2 separate regions of the Homo sapiens genome follow, and region 1 is linked to region 2. A link is an interaction called in ENCODE POLR2A ChIA-PET data of the cell type or tissue named here. Cell type or tissue: A673. All regions are shown on one strand. Region 1 overlaps RPL37A-DT (RPL37A divergent transcript). Region 2 overlaps IGFBP5 (insulin like growth factor binding protein 5).

What was found. Peaks named below come from ENCODE experiments on the same cell type or tissue, not always from the same donor. Only the 100,000 strongest peaks of a DNase experiment are listed, where the experiment ranks them.
Region 1: POLR2A ChIA-PET joins it to region 2 with 15 read pairs; 9 of 35 experiments call an interaction of 5 or more read pairs at or near these places.

Annotation. Positions count from the first base shown.
Region 1 is chr2:216,491,551-216,494,050 of GRCh38, reverse strand. All of the region lies in intron 1 of RPL37A-DT (RPL37A divergent transcript), which reads left to right. Among named protein-coding and RNA genes, the nearest start is that of RPL37A-DT, 6.0 kb to the left of the region's middle. RefSeq lists an enhancer at 1,425-1,484. In A673, no CTCF peak of the experiment used is centred here; DNase peaks (open chromatin) are centred at 990, 1,530, 1,810 and 2,070; H3K27ac peaks cover 1,580 bases.
Region 2 is chr2:216,687,506-216,690,005 of GRCh38, reverse strand. The region is part of intron 1 of IGFBP5 (insulin like growth factor binding protein 5); the gene reads left to right. LOC124900515 (a long non-coding RNA gene) reads left to right here. Exons shown (of 2, transcript XR_007088080.1): 2 at 1-2,500. Among named protein-coding and RNA genes, the nearest start is that of IGFBP-AS1, 5.7 kb to the left of the region's middle. In A673, a CTCF peak has its summit at 2,173 (motif pointing left); no DNase peak of the experiment used is centred here.

The DNA.
Region 1 (2,500 bases), 200 kb after region 2:
GTCAGAACTGAAAAAGGCTTTAGAGATAATGTAGCCCAAACTGGAAACTGAGGCCCGGGGGGTCAAATGACTTGCCCAAGGTCACATAGCCATTAAGTGACACATAAACGTGTGTTCGCTCCACTGTATCACATGATTCAAGTCTCTAAGTCTCTTTCCGCAGCTGCAAAATGAGTATACTGTACAATAAAGGGTCTCAGGAAGATAAAATAACTTCCATGAAGTGTCTAGTGAACATTTTAAAATAGTGGCCAGTATGTTTGTTGAGATGCTGCTGCTGCTGCTGCTGCTACCTGATTTCAACATCTCTTTCTGCCTTTTCAATCCTCTCTCCTCTTCTGCCATACTCAAGGAAGTACAGAAGATCTGCCTTCTTCTTTCCCTTAAAAATATGCCCATCTCTTTTCTCCTTAATTTCTTTAGCTTGGACACAATGAAACCACTACAGTCATGGTAACTGATGCCGCTTGAGGCCCACAAAGGGAGTGAGATGTGCCCAAGATGTTTCTCTTCCACCACAGGCCTCATGCACCCTCTGCCCCCATAGGTTAGGGTGGAAGATGGCAAGGGGCCAAGGGAACAAGTCCCTCTTCCCTCAGAAGGGAAATGCACTGCATTTCAGGGATGTTATCTGGAAAGCTCTCCACCCAAGCAATGCCTGCCTCCAGAAAACTATAAATTAAAACAAAAATATATCCATGTTGATACAAACAAAGGAGACTAGTGGAAGGAGTCTTAAACAAATGCTCACCATGATCCTCCCTTTTCAGACTGTGCCTCTTGGCCACACAGGATGGTGCTCAATTGAGCTGGGGAGTGGGTGAGTCAGCTTCATGCTGGGGCAGTCCAGGCAGAGCTGAGGTGAGCCATCCTGGGCTGGCACTAGAGCCTAATTCAGATCATCATTTAGCAAATGTGCTGCCTCCCCCACGCCCTCCGCTGCAGAGCCTCCTACGTCTCTGGCCTTCAGGGGGGTCTGAGAGAGAGAGCAAGAGAAGAGGGAATGCATGAGTAGGAATGCAGTAAGCGGCTGAAAATGAGACACTCCATAATAGGAGGAAATTGTTCATGTTCAGAGCAATTTTGTCAAAACTGAACAATTATCTTTAAATAGCAAGCTTGAGGATGTACAAATAGCACTCATGAAATCAGCTCTGAGTGACTTCAGAGAATCGGCCCTCTCCTAAAGTCTCAATTTGTCTTTTCTGTGGGCTCATAAATTTCCATCCCTATTAGAGTACCATCCGGTGTGGAGAATGTTAACTATAATGTGTCCCCATAAAAGACTCAGTAAAAATCACTGCTGGCTCACCTCTGCTCTTAAGGAGCCCTCAACATTCACTCTTTGCCTTTAGAAAAATAAATAAGTTAAAAGTCACCTCCAGAGAGGAGTTCTTGTAGCTGTTAACCAGTTCTCTTGGGGCATATGGAACATTTTATTCTTGAAAGAAATCTGAGGTGCAAGCATCATTCCAAATTCATCTTGTGCTGGAGACAGAAAGGGTTTATTGGGGCGTGGTTCCTTCACTTCATGCCTCAAGAGAGCCTGCTCTCCACAAAGCCCCTGGGGGCCACAGACAAGAGTGGGGCCTGCACAGCATTGTTGAGAGTCCCGTGAGGCCAGAGCCACAGGCAAGAGCTGACCCAGCAGGAAAGGTGAGGCCCTCCAAGGCAGTCCTGGATGCCCCGAAAGAATAAGAGTGTGGGAAATTGACTCAGGCAACCCCTCTTTCCTTTCCTCCTTCTCCCCTCAAATTCCATTTAAACTCGTTCTAGTTATTAATGGACCCGTCACAGAGCATTTACACAGGAAGTGCACACATAAAGACTGGAGTAGTTACTTGGCAACTCTTAAGTGGGATAAGGTATGTTAAAAGGAAAACTTTCAACAAATTAAATTTAACAGAGTTTAATTAAGCAAAGAATGATTTGTGAATTGGACAGCCCCCACAACCAGAAGAGGTCCGGAGCAGCTCCAGGGTTGCCACATGGTTGGTTCACATTTATGGACAGAACAAAGAAAGTAACATACAGAAAAGGGAAGTGAGGACAGAAAGAGCTGGATTGGTTGCATATTTGCCTTATTTGAACACAGTGTGAACGGTTGGCCACCTGTGATTGGCTGACATATGGCTGCGGTAATTGCCTGAGACTTGGCTACTTGTTACAAGAGTGGGTCCCAGTCTGTTTACCAATCTAGTTAGGTTATAGTTCACTCTGCACAGAGAAACCTTTAGGCGGACTTTAAAATATGTAACAAGGCAGCACTGGGTTAAGCTTAATTTAACGAGTAGCAGGAGGCGGAGGTTGCAATGAGCTGAGATCGCACCATTGCACTCAAGCCTGGGCGACAGAGACAGACTCTGTCTCAATAAATAAATAAATAAATAAATAAATCATAATTTAATGGGTAGATCAATATGAAACAATGGCCAAGTACATCATGTGAAGTGAGTCATTTTCAGTATGAAGAATTTGATACAGTTTTTGTAAAAACAGA
Region 2 (2,500 bases):
ATGATGTCATTTCTCTCTCTCTCTCTCTTTTTAAAAAATATAAATCCAGAGGAGTGACTGAAAATCTCTGTGAGGAGGAGAGGTTATATTCCCACCTTGGCCACTATGCTGTTGGTTTAGAGCACCTAACCAGGTTAGTTAGTTAGTGCCTGGCCACTCAGCTTAGCTCAGTCCTAGTGTCTCTCCAGGAATTGTCTGGGTATTGGCCAAATAATGTTAAAGCTGGAAGGAACCCATAGCCATCATCACAGTCAAGGTCCTAGTTTTAGAATGAGGATACTGAGGCCCTGAGTGGGAAGTCACTTGCCCAAGATGTGGCAGCAGGGTTAGAGACAGACAAGGGGCTGGGACTCAGCTCTTTCCCGCAGGGGCTCCAGCACTGCATTCAGCCATTCCTGGCTTTCTCGCTAGTCACTGGGGCTCATGCCTGGACCTGGGCTAACCTGCAGTAAGGCCTTTGGCAAACACTGCCAGATGCTATCACTCCATGACATAAGAACCCATAATCTGAAGGCACTCTGTTTTAGGGGCAGTAGGAAAAGGAGTGAAGCGGCCCCAAAGTGGAGAGGGCCACACTCTCTTATTTTCACACTCACTTCTGTCCCTTTTTCTACACAGTCTTGCATACAAGCCTGGCTTAGGCTAGTGGTTTGGTCAGAGAAAGAGGACCAAGAGGGTGTGAAGGAGGGGTGTTCACCCCAGCTTTCAGGTCCATGCGCCAAACCTCATTTTCTACATGACAGGAAGCTCTCCTGATGTGGAGAGGCAGGCAGGCCTGGCTGCCTCTGAGCTGTGCAGCGGCCTGTAGTCTTGAAGAACATGGTGCAGAAGTGGCCCGCTTCCAACAGCACAGTCCTCACGTGGTGCCAACAGAAAGCAGAGATCGAGAGAGGGTGTGGTTGGATGGGGTGAGTGCAGTAACTAGGAAGTTCTGCATCCGAAGGAGAGAAGGAAAACCATATACCACCAAAGCTGATAAGGAAGAGAGCATGAGGGCCCCCTGGCTTTCTTTCATAGGCAGATGTGTCTCAGATCTTTCAGCAGGAGAGGAGAGATGTGCTTCCAGAGGGCAGCTGGGGACTTCTGGTTGTGCTGCAGGAAGTGCTGAGACCCATTCTAATACATCCTGGAGGCCGTGGCAGCTCCTCCTTCTGGGATGCTTAGGAAGGAGGCAGATAAGATAGGCCCCTTTTTCCGGTAAGTCAGACCTGCCAGGTGAACTATAGGAACATTTTAAACGAACTCAGTTATCTCATGTTTGATCCCTCAACCTAAACCATCAGGCCCCTTTCCCTGGCCTAAAATAAGGTCCCACTGAATCTGCACTCAGAGCCAGGCCTCAGATGACCTCTGCTGATTCTCTGAGTTGTTTAATGTGGGTTCCAGTTATCCCGAACTGGGACTGCGACACCCCTCTGTCACCTCAGCCAGGATGACTCTTCTTCCAGATCATTTAGAACAGCACTTCCAATTGAAACATAATACAAGCCATATTTGTCATTTTTAATTTTCTGGTAGCCACATCTTTTTTAAAAAGGTAAAAAAAACAGGGAAATTAATTGTAATAATACATTTTAACTGAATATATCCAAAATATCCTTTCACCACACGCTCAAAATAAAACAATTATAATGAGATATTTTACATTCTTTCCTTCATATTTAGCCTTTGAAATCCGGTGTTTTTTACACTTACAGCTCATCTCAATTCAGACACTAAATTTTCATTGGAAATACTTGATCTGTATTTAGATTTCATAAAATTTACAGTTGAAAAAGCAGAGTCACATACCTGAGGCATTCCAAACATACTTTAAAATCTTTCCAATAACTGAGTTGAGTATCTGTTTTTAAATTTAAACTAATTAAAATTAAATAAATATTAAATAAATTTTAAAATGTGGTTCCTCAGTTCCCCGGGCCACATTTCAGATGTTCCGTATGTATCTGCACATGGTTAATGGCTACCAGCAAACCCCTCTCTCACCTGAGAAGGCAACTGCTGTCCCCACTCTTTCCTTTTGCTCCCAAAGACTCAAAAAAGGGGAGTCTCAGCTTTCGTTGACAGACAGGGCTCCCTTGTTTGGTCCCTAGCAGAGCCTGGGCACCTTCTTCGGGGCCTCAGGAGAGAAGCGTAAACCCTACTTCCTCCCTGCCGCCCCCTTCTGGTCATGCAGAACTTTGGGGGGATGTGGCTGTGGCTGGCAATGTTCTGAACTGGCTGTGATGGGTCATGATGGGAAAGTGGCCAGGAGAAAAGCTGCCCAGTGCTTCCTCCAGAGGCTGCTCCCCACCTATCCCCCCACCATTACCTTCTCATTTGGGGAATGTATGAGGAACAGACAGACACTTCTACTAAGCATGCTCCCCCTTCCCCAACTCCAAAAGAAGCTTGGCTGGAGATTCTCAGCCAGGGACTTGTGCATCAGTGTGTATTTCCTATGTGTACAGTTATCGCCAGCTGCTTCCCAGGGACCAAGAAATGTGAACCAGAGTCACAA